2 separate regions of the Homo sapiens genome follow, and region 1 is linked to region 2. A link is a contact called in ENCODE Hi-C or POLR2A ChIA-PET data. All regions are on one chromosome and are shown on one strand. Each heading gives the region's core, a stretch centred on a gene start or an enhancer-like site at or near the end of the contact. The rest is flanking DNA. Distances are from core to core; before and after follow the strand shown. Region 1 overlaps MORN3 (MORN repeat containing 3). Region 2 holds the start of COQ5 (coenzyme Q5, methyltransferase).

Evidence for each region. A loop is a pair of places that touch in the nucleus more often than their neighbours do. ChIA-PET counts read pairs that join two places held with the same protein, here RNA polymerase II (POLR2A). Pooled maps may share reads with other maps.
Region 1: a loop to region 2 is called in a pooled map, with 4 times the contacts of the local background. The contact joins the enhancer-like site here to the promoter of COQ5 in region 2. A Hi-C loop is called at or near these places in 1 of 50 pooled maps. POLR2A ChIA-PET finds 5 or more read pairs at or near these places in 2 of 52 experiments (OCI-LY7 and Panc1).

Annotation. Positions count from the first base shown.
Region 1 is chr12:121,657,525-121,660,224 of GRCh38, reverse strand. MORN3 (MORN repeat containing 3) reads left to right here. Exons shown (of 6, transcript NM_173855.5): 2 at 877-1,034. Among named protein-coding and RNA genes, the nearest start is that of MORN3, 11 kb to the left of the region's middle. Within about 2 kb of position 1,289, at least 18 of the 41 ENCODE cell types and tissues checked have a DNase peak (open chromatin) inside an H3K27ac peak, as active enhancers do.
Region 2 is chr12:120,527,811-120,530,510 of GRCh38, reverse strand. COQ5 (coenzyme Q5, methyltransferase) reads left to right here and starts at 1,353. Exons shown (of 7, transcript NM_032314.4): 1 at 1,353-1,571. The coding sequence starts at 1,370. RefSeq lists enhancers at 1,017-1,476, 823-1,592, 1,593-2,363.

The DNA of each region.
Region 1 (2,700 bases), core at 40-2,539, 1.1 Mb before region 2:
GTGCAATGACGTCATCTCGGCTCACTGCAACGACGTCATCTCGGCTCACTGCAACCCACGCCTCCCAGGTTCAAGAGATTCTCATGCCTCAGCTTCCTGAGTAGCTGGGATTACAGGCGCCTGCCACCACGCCTGGCTAATTTTTGTATTTTTAGTAGACACAGGGTTTCGCCATTTTGGTCAGGCTGGTCTCGAACTCCTGACCTCAGGTGATCCACCCGCCTCAGCCTCCCAAAGTGCTGGGATTACAGGCTCGAGCCACTGCACCCAGCCTCCAGGCACAGTTTTTCAGTGCAGGGAACAAAACAGACCAAAGTCTGTGCCCTCCTGCAGCTCACATTCTCCTGGAAAAGACAGGCATGCGACACTAATCAACAAATAAGAGAATTACCTCTGGCCGGACGCAGTGGCTCACGCCTGTAATCCCAGCACTTTGGGAGACCGAGGTGGGCATATCACTTGAGGTCAGGAGTTTCAGACCTGCCTGGCCAACATGGAACCCCATCTTTACTAAAACACAAAATTAGCTAAGTGTGTTGGCGCACACCTGTAGTCCTAGCTACTCTGGAGGCTGAGGCAGGAGTATCTCCTGAACCCGGGAGGCAGAGGTTGCAGTGAGCTGAGATCGCGCCACTGCACTCCAGCCTGGGCGACAGAGTGAGACACTGCCTCAAAAAAAAAAAAGAAAGAAAGAAAGAAAGAAAGAAATGGAACTTTCCTGGCCTTCTCCTGGGTACTTGGTGTCTAGGATGATGCGCAGAGCCTGTCCCAGCTCTCTAGATTCGTCTAGTTGGGGGCCCCTGAGGCTCAGGCAGGCACACCACCCCCACCCCCCGGCGGCCATGTCTGCAGCATTGCCCATCTGTGTGTCACCAGGGAAAGGAACACAGGTCTGGAAGAAGAAAGGAGCCATCTATGAGGGGGACTGGAAGTTTGGGAAGCGAGACGGCTACGGCACCCTCAGCCTTCCTGACCAACAGACAGGAAAGTGCAGGAGAGTCTACTCAGGCTGGTGGAAAGGTGATAAGAAATCGGTGAGCAGGCCTGCCAGCCGGGGTGTGTGTGTGTGTGTGTGTGTGTGTGTGTGCGCGCGTGTGTGTTTAGGGGAAGCCGAGAGAGGCCTGGGAGAAAAGAGAGGGGAGGTCTACAGGGAGGAGGACAGGGTTGTGCTGCTCGTGGGAGAAGGAAGGGGTGGGGGAATTGCAAAGTTTCTCAGAACAAAACCCAGGAAACAGGAAGCAACAGAAGGCCAGGGAGGAGCCCACGAAACCCTGCGGTTGCGAGGAGCCAGCCAGGCTTGTGGGGACGAAGTCGCCTCCACCCTTTTCCCCCTCGTTTCCTGGCTTTCTTTTCCCCAGGTATCACTTTCTGAGAATCCCCTTTCTGCTGGGCCTGAATAAAAGGGAGGTAGGAAAAGTGGGAGCAAGAGAGCAGGGGACAGGAGAGGAGGGTCCCGGGGGGCCGAAGCCAGCCAGAGGCGCGTGCTCAGCCCGGAAACACCCAAGCTGGGCACAGGTTCCCTCCATCTACTCCCACAAGTGTGGAGGAATCCTCACCATCAGTCCCAGAGACACTAATAATAAACAGTATTGCAACTGAGCAACTGCTACTGTGAGCCTGAAACACATATTTAAAACTTTTTTTTTTTTTTTTTTTTTTGAGAGGGAGTCTCATCCTGCCGCCCAGGCTGGAGTGCAGTGGCGCCATCTTGGCTCACTGCGAGCTCCGCCTCCCGGGTTCACGCCATTCTCCTGCCTCAGCTTCCCAGGTTGCTGGGACTACAGGCGCCCGCCACCACGCCCGGCTAATTTTTTGTATTTTCAGTAAAGACGGGGTTTCACCGTGTTAGCCAGGATGGTCTCCATCCCCTGACCTCGTGATCCGCCCGCCTCGGCCTTCCAAAGTGCTGGGATTACAGGCGTGAGCCACCGCGCCCGGCCTGAAACACATTTAATATTCAGTTAACTCTCACAGCAACAGCTCATCATCATCATCATCTTCATGCCCATTTTATTGATAAGCAAACAAGCTCGAAGAGATGAGGTGTCTTGTAACTGCCCAAGGGGTTCACCTTGCCGGTGCCTGGCCTTGAGTTGTATTATTACTCAAATCAGTCTCCCCGAACATTCCAGCAGCAGAGTTTTTAAGGATAACTTGGTGGGTGGGGGAAAGACAGTGAACCAGGAGTGCTGATTGGTCAGAGATAAAATCATAGGGAGTCAAAGCTGTCTTCTTGCTCCCCAGACAGAGCCGATTCATCAAGACGGGAATTGCAATAGAGAAAGAGTAATTAACACAGAACTGGCTGTGTGGGAGACCTGAGTTTTATTATTATTATTATTAATTTATTTATTTTTTGAGATGGAGTTTCGCTCTTGTCGCCACGCTGGAGTGCAATGGTGTGATCTCGGCTCACCGCAACCTCCGCCTCCTGGGTTCAAGCGATTCTCCTGCCTCAGTCTCCCGAGTAGCTGGGATTACAGGCATGTGGTACCACACACTGCTAATTTTGTATTTTTAGTAGAGACAGAGTTTCTCCATATTGGCCAGGCTGGTCTCGAACTCCCGACCTCAGGTGATCCGCCAGCCTGGGCCTCCCAAAGTGCTAAGATTACGGGCATGAGCCACCGCGCCTGGCCCTGGGTTGTATTATTACTCAAATCAGTCTCCCGGAACATTCTGGCTGCAGAGTTTTTAAGG
Region 2 (2,700 bases), core at 104-2,603:
TCCTGGGTTGAAGGGATTCTCCTGCTTCAACCTCCTGAATAGCTGGGACTACAGGTGTGCACCACCATGCCTGGCTGATTTTTGTATTTTAGTAGAGACGGGGTTTCACCATGTTAGCCATGCTGGTCTCGAACTCCTGACCTCATGCAATCCGCCCACCTCGGGCTCCCAAAGTGTTGGGATTACAGGCGTGAGCCACCGCACCCAGCCACTTAATTTCTTTTAACAAAGACATGAGAATTATGAATACATGGATGAATCATTTCGCCCTTGTATCCTTCCTTTTTTTTTTCTCATCACTATACCAACGAGGACCTTCTATCATTCTTAAAATAAAAGAGAAAGAAACAGAAATCCCAGCGCAGTACTTCCCAAACGAAAGCGGTTAGGTGTCCATCTGTCAGGCTATATTAAACCAGGAAGAGAATTTTCATTTCAAAACAGTTTCTTCTATTGGCGCTTTCTCCTCGTGAAATATTTACAGGAAACATACATTTAAAATGGAATGAAAGCAGAAACATACAGTAATCCAAGCAAAACTCAACAACGTCCGTTCTTTATTTTGCACAAGACGGTCTGCATTACCCTTGCCATTAAAAAAAGACTGAAAATCTGGGGCTGAAGTAAAACACCCATGACATGCCACCTGGAGCTAGGAATGTAGCTTTGTGTCAGCAGGAGACCAAGTGTGAGTGGTGGTTCTGGCTTGCTAAGTGGATACCAGAGCTTTCGTTCCCATTTATGAGCTTCCTAGGTTCATAAAACGGACAGAACAAAGAAGTCTGTCCTATGTTTATTTTTCAGAGTAGTGTAACATATGTTTCTCAAGAATGGTCTGCATCTTTAGCATCAGAATCGCCAGAGAAATTTGTTTAAATAGAGATTAAAGGGATATAGGTCAGATCAAAATCTCTGGTAGTTGGGGACCCAGGAATCTTCATTTTAAAACGTAAACCAAGTGATTCTTACGCTCAACAAAGTGTGCAGGAATTGGCCCGTGATCTTGGCTTTTTAACCACACCATGCCTCAATTTCCCCCTTCTGCACAAGACAACAAGAGTTCCTGGATATCTTGCGAGTTAGTACTTTTCTGCCTAGCCGGATTCAGAGACATGGCCGCTAAGAGGTGACCCGGGGCTCCCCTGAGATCCCCTGATTCCTGGTGAATTGTAAATTCAATTTGAGAAGAGAGAGAGGAAGGGATTTCCGATACTTAGAGACCACCCTTTGGATCCTAGAGATAATGCCGGCACAACTGTGTATCAGATTTCAGGGCGCGTTCGGCTAATAATGTTGCCGGCCAGCCGCCGTCGTTCGTGGAGTGACGCAACAAGGCGTACTCTCTGGCCGTTGTCACTCGACTACCAAGATGGCGGCCCCCGGGAGCTGTGCTCTATGGAGCTATTGCGGCCGTGGGTGGTCGCGGGCGATGCGGGGCTGCCAGCTCCTCGGGCTTCGTAGCTCTTGGCCCGGGGACCTACTAAGTGCTCGGCTCTTGTCCCAAGAGAAGCGGGCAGCGGAAACGCACTTTGGGTTTGAGACTGTGTCGGAAGAGGAGAAGGGGGGCAAAGGTGAAAGGGGCGAGAGGGCGGATGGGAGGGATCTGACCGTCCATGGTCTGGTTTCTTCTGGCCAGTTAGGGTTGATTTAACATCCAATTAGTTCCAGTGTTGTTGTCTGTGCAGTTATGATTTTTTTTTTTTTTGGAGACAGAATTTCGCTCTTGTTGCCCACACTGGAGTGCAATGGTCCGATCTTGGCTCACTGCAACCTCCGCCTCCCGGGTTCAAGCGATTCTCCTGCCTCAGCTTCCCGAGTAGCTGGGATTACAGGCGCCCGCCAGCACGCCCGGCTAACTTTTTTGTATTCTTACTAGAGATGGGGTTTCACCAGGCTGGTCTCGAACTCCTGACCTCAGGTGATTCGCCTGCCTCGGCCTCCCAAAGTGCTGGGATTACAGGCGTGAGCCACCGCGCCCAGCCAGACGCCCCCTTTTTAAAAGCAGAATACTGATGACTAAATCCCATCAACTGAGCGTTTGTGATGTGCCAGGCAACGTACAGACATTATTTTCAATTCTCATTTTCAACATTCCAGTAGTGGGTATTGTTATTACCATATTACACGTGAGGAAATTGAGACTTAAAGGTTAAGCAAGAAGTTGCCCAGTTGAACATATCAGTAAGTGGCGGAACCAGTATTCAAACCCAGTTTAATCTGAGTCTGAAGCCCCCGTTCTTTACCTCTAGAGAAAAATAGGGGTTTTTTTGGTTGTTTTTATTTATTTATTTATTTATTTATTTATTTTGAGACGGAGTTTCGCTCTTGTTGCCCAGGCTGGAGTGCAATGGCGCAATATGGGCTCACTGCAACCTCAGCCTCCTAGGTTCAAGCGATCCTCCTGCCTCAGCCTCCTGAGTAGCTGGGATTACAGGCATCTGCCACTGTGCCCTGCTAATTTTTGTATTTTCAGTAGAGACGGGGTTTCTTTTTTTTTTTTTTTTTTTTTTTTTTTTTTTTTTGAGACTGAGTCTCTCTCTGTCACCCCCAGGCTGGAAGGCAGTGGCGCGATCTCGGCTCACTGCAAGCTCCGCCTCCTGGCTTCACGCCATTCTCCTGCCTCAGCCTCCCGAGTAGCTGGGACTACAGGGGCCCGCCACCATGCCCGGCTAATTTTTTGTATTTTTTTTTTAGTACAGA